Regions from separate parts of the Homo sapiens genome. Here all the other regions are linked to region 1. A link is a loop called in an ENCODE intact Hi-C map of the cell type or tissue named here. Cell type or tissue: endothelial cell of umbilical vein. All regions are shown on one strand.

The links. Peaks named below come from ENCODE experiments on the same cell type or tissue, not always from the same donor. Only the 100,000 strongest peaks of a DNase experiment are listed, where the experiment ranks them.
Region 2: it touches region 1 in a loop (7-fold over the local background); 4 of 110 quality-filtered maps call a loop at or near these places.
Region 3: it touches region 1 in a loop (4-fold over the local background); 4 of 110 quality-filtered maps call a loop at or near these places.

Annotation. Positions count from the first base shown.
Region 1 is chr1:244,162,864-244,165,363 of GRCh38, reverse strand. No RefSeq gene overlaps it. Among named protein-coding and RNA genes, the nearest start is that of ZBTB18, 110 kb to the right of the region's middle. In endothelial cell of umbilical vein, no CTCF peak of the experiment used is centred here; a DNase peak (open chromatin) is centred at 1,273; H3K27ac peaks cover 2,487 bases.
Region 2 is chr1:243,925,498-243,927,997 of GRCh38, reverse strand. All of the region lies in intron 1 of LINC02774 (long intergenic non-protein coding RNA 2774), which reads right to left. Among named protein-coding and RNA genes, the nearest start is that of LINC02774, 9.3 kb to the right of the region's middle. In endothelial cell of umbilical vein, no CTCF peak of the experiment used is centred here; a DNase peak (open chromatin) is centred at 1,007; H3K27ac peaks cover 2,500 bases.
Region 3 is chr1:243,916,215-243,918,714 of GRCh38, reverse strand. LINC02774 (long intergenic non-protein coding RNA 2774) reads right to left here and starts at 1,313. Exons shown (of 12, transcript NR_033883.1): 1 at 1,189-1,313. In endothelial cell of umbilical vein, no CTCF peak of the experiment used is centred here; a DNase peak (open chromatin) is centred at 1,074; H3K4me3 peaks cover 1,364 bases; H3K27ac peaks cover 2,201 bases.

The DNA of each region.
Region 1 (2,500 bases):
GCCTTCTCCTCTCACCTAACTAGGGACCCTTCTCCCTTTCGCCCTCTGCACTACAGTCATACTGTCCATTTAGCCACAGCCATTTTTATCTTAACACCATTGCACCTGCTATCCTGCTGTTTGGGGCACTCTTTCCCCAGGAATTTGTGTGGCCCCTGCCTCTCATTCTGGCATCTCCTTAGAGACGCATGCCTTCCTCACTCTGTTGATTAAGCAGTGCCCTGTCTTCCATCCCAGTCCCCAGGTTCCCTGTCTTATATAAGGGCCCTATTTTATCTCCTCAGTGTACTTAGAAGTACCTGAAATGATAGCATTTGTTTGTTTGGCTTTTTATGTTTGCTCCTTATCTCCCTCAATGGTAATGTGAGATTATAATACCTCACAGGCTAAAAGCTAAGATTATGTTTCTTCCCATCTACCACACAAAAACGTTGTAAGGTTTAATCCAATGAATGCTCCTCTTTAATGTAATGATCAGCATTAGCAATACTCAAACTCATGAAAACATCAAAAAGCACCCAATGCACTGCCCTACAAGGCTAGGGTAAAAATATTAAGAGGCCATCAATGTATCTGCATAGGATTGATTTTGCATTTCACGATGATTCATTAGCAAGAACAGGTGTTTGGAGCACAGGGACTGCGTCTTTGAGAGGCTTTAGTAGGGTCTAAAGTTTCACTCAGCATTGATCATGTGAGAACACTTAATCAAAGTGCATGATTAGTGGAGAGAGTTCTGTGAGCTCGTATGAATTTGGTTTGCTCTCTTTCCAAAGGGTAGCTTTTTGTTCAGACTGACAGTAGATGTCATTGATACCTCCTGAAGGCACAAGAGCCCGCTCTGTTTTGGGGGTTGCTCCAGACCTGCCTGGGATGTGGGAGCTCTGCTCTGACCATGGAGCACCCTAGACATGAGACAACCATATCCATGCCCAGTGACACCTATGTAAGGTGAGGGGCCACCAATCCCCAGGGACCACCCCAGAGGAGAGGCCAATATGGATAATGCCAAAAGCGATGAAGATAGTGTCATGTGGCTAGAAACACCTTCAGCACAGCCTAAGAATATTCAGAGATGCAAACTGAAGAAATGCGGGTAATGGCAAAGGCATTCGAAGAATCTCTTAGCTCTGGGAGTATACACAGGAGGAAATCCTATCTAGGAGGGAAGTGAGTCAGAGCCTGCTTACCACACTGGAGAAGGACAATCAGGTTTTAGAAGAGTCTTAGTACTTTATATCCTTGGGCTTTAAAACATTCTCTGATTTTTTTCATTTTTGATTGTTGAGTCCTGGAACAGTTATCAGGAAGTGCCTTTGGTGAACCCAGCTATGGGGAGAGGAACAGGTCTGGGGCCAGGCTCTGAAGGACAAATGCTCCGGACAGTGCTAGGAGGCCCCCGGAAGGCATTTCCGATGTACCCAGTGCCTTTCTGGAGAGTTGGCAGCAGTTCAAGAACTGTGCCTTATCCCGTCTTGTTAGGATATAAAACCGATGCTGGATATGGTGCATTGAGGCAGGTGGTCTGTAGTTTACATGCTACTTAAAATTCTGAAGCCACCTACAGTAAATGCTTGAAATAAATTGTGGGAAATCACTTGAATAATCTTGCAAACATCCATGTAATGCTTAAACAAAGGCCACCTAGAGACCAGGGAAAGGCTGCTGGAAGCCAGTGCACAGTTTACCTGGGAAGCCCCAGGGAGCAGCATGGGGAAGATGCTGGGAAATTACCCACCTGAGCTTCAGGCCATCCCCATTCATTCTGTTCTTTTTTTCTCATGATATATCACCCAGCCTAATCTCAAATTCGCTCTCAGAAATGGGGGAAGGACATCATTTCAGTTTTCGCAAAGTAACTGATTAAATCCCAGGTTTAAAATGCCTTGGTGAACAGAGTTCTTTCTATGCAAAGGATGAGCCCTGAATATACTATTTCCTTTTGGCCTGTGGAGGACTCTAATGTGAACGATTCTGCCATGTGGTATGAAATTCTCACGTGAATCATTGATGGCCTTGGAGAAAGGAAAGATCCTGATGCACGGCTCATCTCCTTATGAGGGAAATGGCAAACGAACCATAAAAGCAAGCAAATAAACCAACATGTGCCCAGGGAAACAGTGGCCCAACAAATCCTAAGCCATCAGAAGCAGTGAGATGTCCCTAGCAGGAATCCTCCCAACGGCAGCGCTCAGAGCTCCTGGTTAGAATTTCAGTTGTTGCTTATATAATTTCAAGTGATAACAAGAAGCTATTTTATTACTCTACTGGGTTCAGACTCTTGATCTATACTACCACCTTGAAGGATCATTTCATGTGTAATTTAGCAGCATTTATCTGATATGTGTCCAACAATAACTTACCCATTCTCTGTGGGTCAGCCTTATGGAATCTCTAGGGAGGCAGAGAAAGAAAAGAGACTGTTCCCACTCTCTAGGACTTCACGGTCCATGAGAAACAGAGACCAGCAAATCCACAATGGCAATCCGGGGGCCACACC
Region 2 (2,500 bases), 240 kb after region 1:
ACCCACCTCAGCCCCGTGGCTCCTGTTGCTTTGTTTTCACAAGGTGGTTTGTTTTTCATATAACTTACAAAATTGTCCCTTGGACTTCTGAATTAAGAATGTCTAGGTGGCGAAGCAAAATCCAAATGATAAGACGCAATAGTACGTATTATTATCATTATTTGGTATATGAAAGAGTCTGCTTGTGTTTCATAATGGAAGACTGGCAAGTAAGGTACTGCTGTCTGAATATTTCCCATTAAGGTGGCAGGAGATGAGACAGCACCAGGGTCAGTGCCACCTGAAGCTAAATTATCACTTAATATACATAGTGAGCAGCTGATGTCCAGAAGTGAGCATCAAGCTCCTTGCTAACATGATGAGCAATGGCCATCTGTCCCCACAAAGCCAGGCAGCGTGACCTTCAGTCCCAGGCATTGCTAGCATCATTCTTTCCCATGATGAAGGACGAGAGAAAGAGCTGCTCTGGTAATTCTCTGTTATTAGCAACAAGAAAAACCAAAGTTCTTGTCCCTGTTTTTATTACATATTTTCTCCTAAAAAAAGAAATAGAGGGAGAATCAAATGGGAACCTGGACAGCAAGTTAAAGCTTAGAGCTGTGTGATTCTATTTCCTTAGAAGGACGACATATGCATACACTTAATATGCAGTCAAAGAGCAAAGCAGTGCACATGCATTATACTGGAAATTCCTTCATGTTTTATTAATTTAAACTACATGAAAATATCTAGCTGGAACAAAAGCCACAGCTCGAAACCTCAGGCCACTGAACCTCTATTGATGAATGGCGAGAGTCACTCTAATCTCTGACTACTGTTGTTGGCATAGAGAAAGTAAACAACAATAGAAGGAGGTGAGAACAAATCACTACAAAGATATAACCTTGCCAGTGAGGGGTTTGTAATCTGGATTGACTCATTAAATTCTTATGTGAGTTGAATGCATTCCCCCATTTGTGTCCTGCATTCTTTTCTGTGTCTGTCATACAAGGGATCGCTAGCATCATCAGAACAAAAAGCGAGGGAAAAGTAAGTGGCTGCTTCTCGGTGGGAATCCAGCATTTGACAGAGAGCAAGATAACCATGTCCAAGATCAACAACACCAGACATTAAAAAATGTTTCTCTAAGCCTGAGCGGTTCTCACAATATCAAGCAAATATGTATGCAGTGTGTTATTTTTGTAAAGAATTCTATTTTTCCATAACCTTTTACTTAGCTCTCAGGATTTTTTTAAGTTTTTTTTTTTTTTTAAAGAAAAATGTAAGTCATTTCCTAAGAACTTGGCTTAATAGACCATTTAAAGAAATAGGAAACATATAATATAGGGGTTGCTTGGTGCATCCGCTTAGCATGTGTTAGATCAGGAGAAAAAAACAATTAGCCATGGCTTAACGGTAAGGATTATTCACTGTTGCCCTCACGAGAGTCTGGAGGGGTGGGTGGGTGCAGGGTAGTTCAGCAGCTCAAGGGTCCCCTCACCGGCCAGACTGTTCCTGTGCCTCTGTTCCACCATGCTCTGTGGATTGGTTTTTCATTCTAATATTTGTCAGCTCAGAGTCCAAAGTTAGCTAACAAAGCTTCCGGTATCGTATTCTCTCACGGGCATCCCCAGCAAGCGAGAACTGGGCAGAGGCAAAAACATTTTGCCCTTGCTGGGCTCCCTTTGGATTCAGGAAGGGAAGCCCTCTGTAGACTTCTCTTTGCATCTTATTGGCTGCACTGGGTCTCATGGCCATACCCAGATCAATCACTTAACACAACGAAAATAAGTTCAGGCCCATCATGATTCACTCCTGGAATAAAATCTTTGCCCAATACCTGCTGGAGGTGGGGGGTGGCGGGGGAAATTATGGGCAAATGGCTATTGCATAGGCACAGAACCCTATCCCGACGTCTATCTCAGTAGGCCAGGTCACCTCCTCCTCATTCTCCAAAACGCTTCCATCCCATGGCGCTTCCTTGAAACTTCTCAAGAATGGCTCATGTAAAGTAGCTGCACACCAGGTGGGATATTATATTTCAAATCTGTTTCCTTTATGTTTCCATATATTTTCCTATTATTTTTCATTCTTCTGTTGGTCTATGTATGTAATTTTGCTTCTGGCAGCATCTGTCTCTTACTCTTTTGTTTGTTTCTGAGCCTTCTCTCCTATCACCTCTCATGTTTGATAATCTTTTACTTGTACATCTACTCATCCTATACTTCTATTTCACTAAAAGTACAGAAATGTAGGTAAGTCTGCTTATGGCTCCTATATTCAGGATTATATTGTTAAAGCTGTGACTTTGGCCTCTGGGATCAGAGCTGCCAAGAGCAAGACAAGTTCCCTGGCCAAGCGCTCTCGAGGGCAACAGAGACTGGGGCCAGAGGCCAGAGCTGAGCACTCACTATGGGGGCTTGCGACTAGGCTGGGAAGCCCAAGAGGGTCCCTTACTCATTTATTGCCCATGAGCAACCGATACACTTAGTTGGGAAACACACACACACACACACACACA
Region 3 (2,500 bases), 250 kb after region 1:
TTCTATTATAACTCGGTAGAGGAGGGGGGGGGGGGCAGAGAATATGAATTTTTGTCCCCTCCCTAAGTTCCTTCCAAAGCACCAGCAAACTGAGAACCAGCGCTAACACCCTCTCCAAATACCACTTTCTCTGGAAAACTCACCCAATCCTCTCAGCCTCCTCTCTGTTCTCCTAAACATCATATACTTGTAACCTGACTTTGGCACTCAGCACACCCAACCATGTACTTCCCTGCCTTTCCTCATCCTCTCCCTCATGAACCCCTCAAAAGCAGATCCATCCGCTTCCTCTTCCAATTCCAAGCACAAGGCTCAGAATCTTTGAACCCTTCACACATGGTTGTGGACTGAATCAGTAAATAAACAACTTAGGAAAAACACGTTCACTATTTCTTGAAGATAAACAGGTTTAGTTGGGGGCTGGTCCTTTGGAACTCAGGTGTGTCTGTTGGAACCCTCTAATGTTGCTCCTTTCGGGTGGGCTCTGTCTCCAGGAGCAGATCACCTCCCTGCGGCCCCACGGGGATAGCCCTTCTTCTGTGAGCTCTGACTTCAGGCTCCACTCCAGGATGCTTTCGCTTTCCTTTGACTAGGAGTGGAGTTAAAACAGTATTAAACTTTAACAACAGACGTTTAATTGCACAAATTGCAGCCTTGAGAGTCCAGGTTCTGAAAAGCATCGAATTTGAATGAAAGAGAAACATGTGTGATTTGGGGGAGAATTCTGAGTACATTTTAATAGGGTTCTACCAATTAATTTATCTCCTGGCTTCCACAAACACCATAATAAACTTGTCATTTTCTGAGAATTAACTCTTCGATTAGACGTGTCTGGACAATTGCATATTAACAATCTTCTGAACTCGTCGCCATAATGGGAGGACAAAGTGGATGAATGCAGAAAGAAGAAACAAAACAGGGGCCGGCAGCGTTGGGGCGCTCTTCTGCGGCGCGCTACAGCCGCGCTGCTGTGAGGGGACTGAATAAATGGGAGGCAACGCTGCCTCTTCCAAAAAACCGAGAAAGCAACCGGAGGACGTAGCCGCTCAGGAATGCCTGCGTCGTGATGCTTATTGACCGACGCAGAGCTTAAGTCTCGCTGCCTACGCGTTCACAATATAAACAGGAAGGATTAGGGTGACCCCACGTCCCCAAAGACTGAAGCAGTCCGAGGAAAGCTCTGGTTACCTTGCATCCTGAGCAGCCTGCCCCTTGATGACAGATGTCCCAGATTCGGGCATTCTTTTGTGGCTCATGGGAAAGCACGGCTAATCCGTGCGAGCCCGCGCGCTCGCCCCTCGGCTGCATTCAGCTCGCTCGCACAATGCGCTGGCGGAGCTCCCCGGCCTCGGGGGCCCGCGGGACGCCGGCTCCCCCCACCCCCAGCCCCGACCTCGCCGCTGGGCTTGGCGTCACCTCCACGTGCGTGCGCGCCTCGAGGTTCTCGGTGCAGAAGCGGGTGGGCGTGGGCGTGCGGGGAGAGTGAGAAGGAAAAGTGCTGGCTGCATGGAGAAAAGGGAAAAGCAAGACGGATCAGGCTGCTGTTTTTCTTCCCACCTGTTCTTGCTCGCTTCTCTGTTCTACCCAGGCTCTCCCCCACTTTTTAAGCCCTCCCTTCCCCGCCCTTCTCTCCTTTTCCATTCTCTTCGCACTTTTCAATGCACCAGGCTATAACAGCCTTGCAGGGAGTGGCTGAATTGTAAAGACTCTGTGAAGTAGGTACATTTTGCAGATGAGGAAACTGAGGCACACACGAGCCCAGGGGGCACTGGATGTGGAACCAGGCCTCCAGAGCGCGCTTTCTCCACCACTAAGCTGCAAGTTGCTGATGTCCCTAGCAAGGACTTCCCTGTTACCTGCACTGCCACCCTGCCGTAAACACATCTATGTTTCCATCTCAGCGGCCTCATTTAGCGAGAGCAACGAGTTCACACGCCAGTCAAATGGAGAAGACGTGGAAGAGACGGTTTCGTTTATCAGAGCATTTTCCACCAGCAAACCTGGCCCGGGTGGAAGTTCTCTTGCTTCAGTAAGGATGCAGGTTCAATGAGCGCTCTCACCTCCACCAGCTCCACTTTCCCCTCAAGGAACTGAGGAAGAATCCCTACCTCTGAGAAGGGGGTTTAAAAGCCAAGGTGTGAAAAACAGGGATGAAAGAGGGGGTTATTAACAGATGACAAATGATCTCCTTGGTATTCTGGAAAATACCGGAAGTAATATGCTGCATACCTGGGAATAACGTAATAATTCTGAAAACAACAAGGCAGGAAACAAAATCCGGAAAGTTCAGGGAGATTTGTAAAGATTTTAGAGCATGAGTCAGAAAACTGTGTTGAATATGTTGGAGCAGGGAGAGGGGGACGTTTCAATTTCATTACAGATTAAAGAAATGAAACAGCACAGAGATATCAGATTTCACCTATGAAACAGGGAGTGGAGGTAAGATCTAATGATGTAGAATGTGCCATGTCATATATTGCTGGTGGGAGTGCACTTAAGA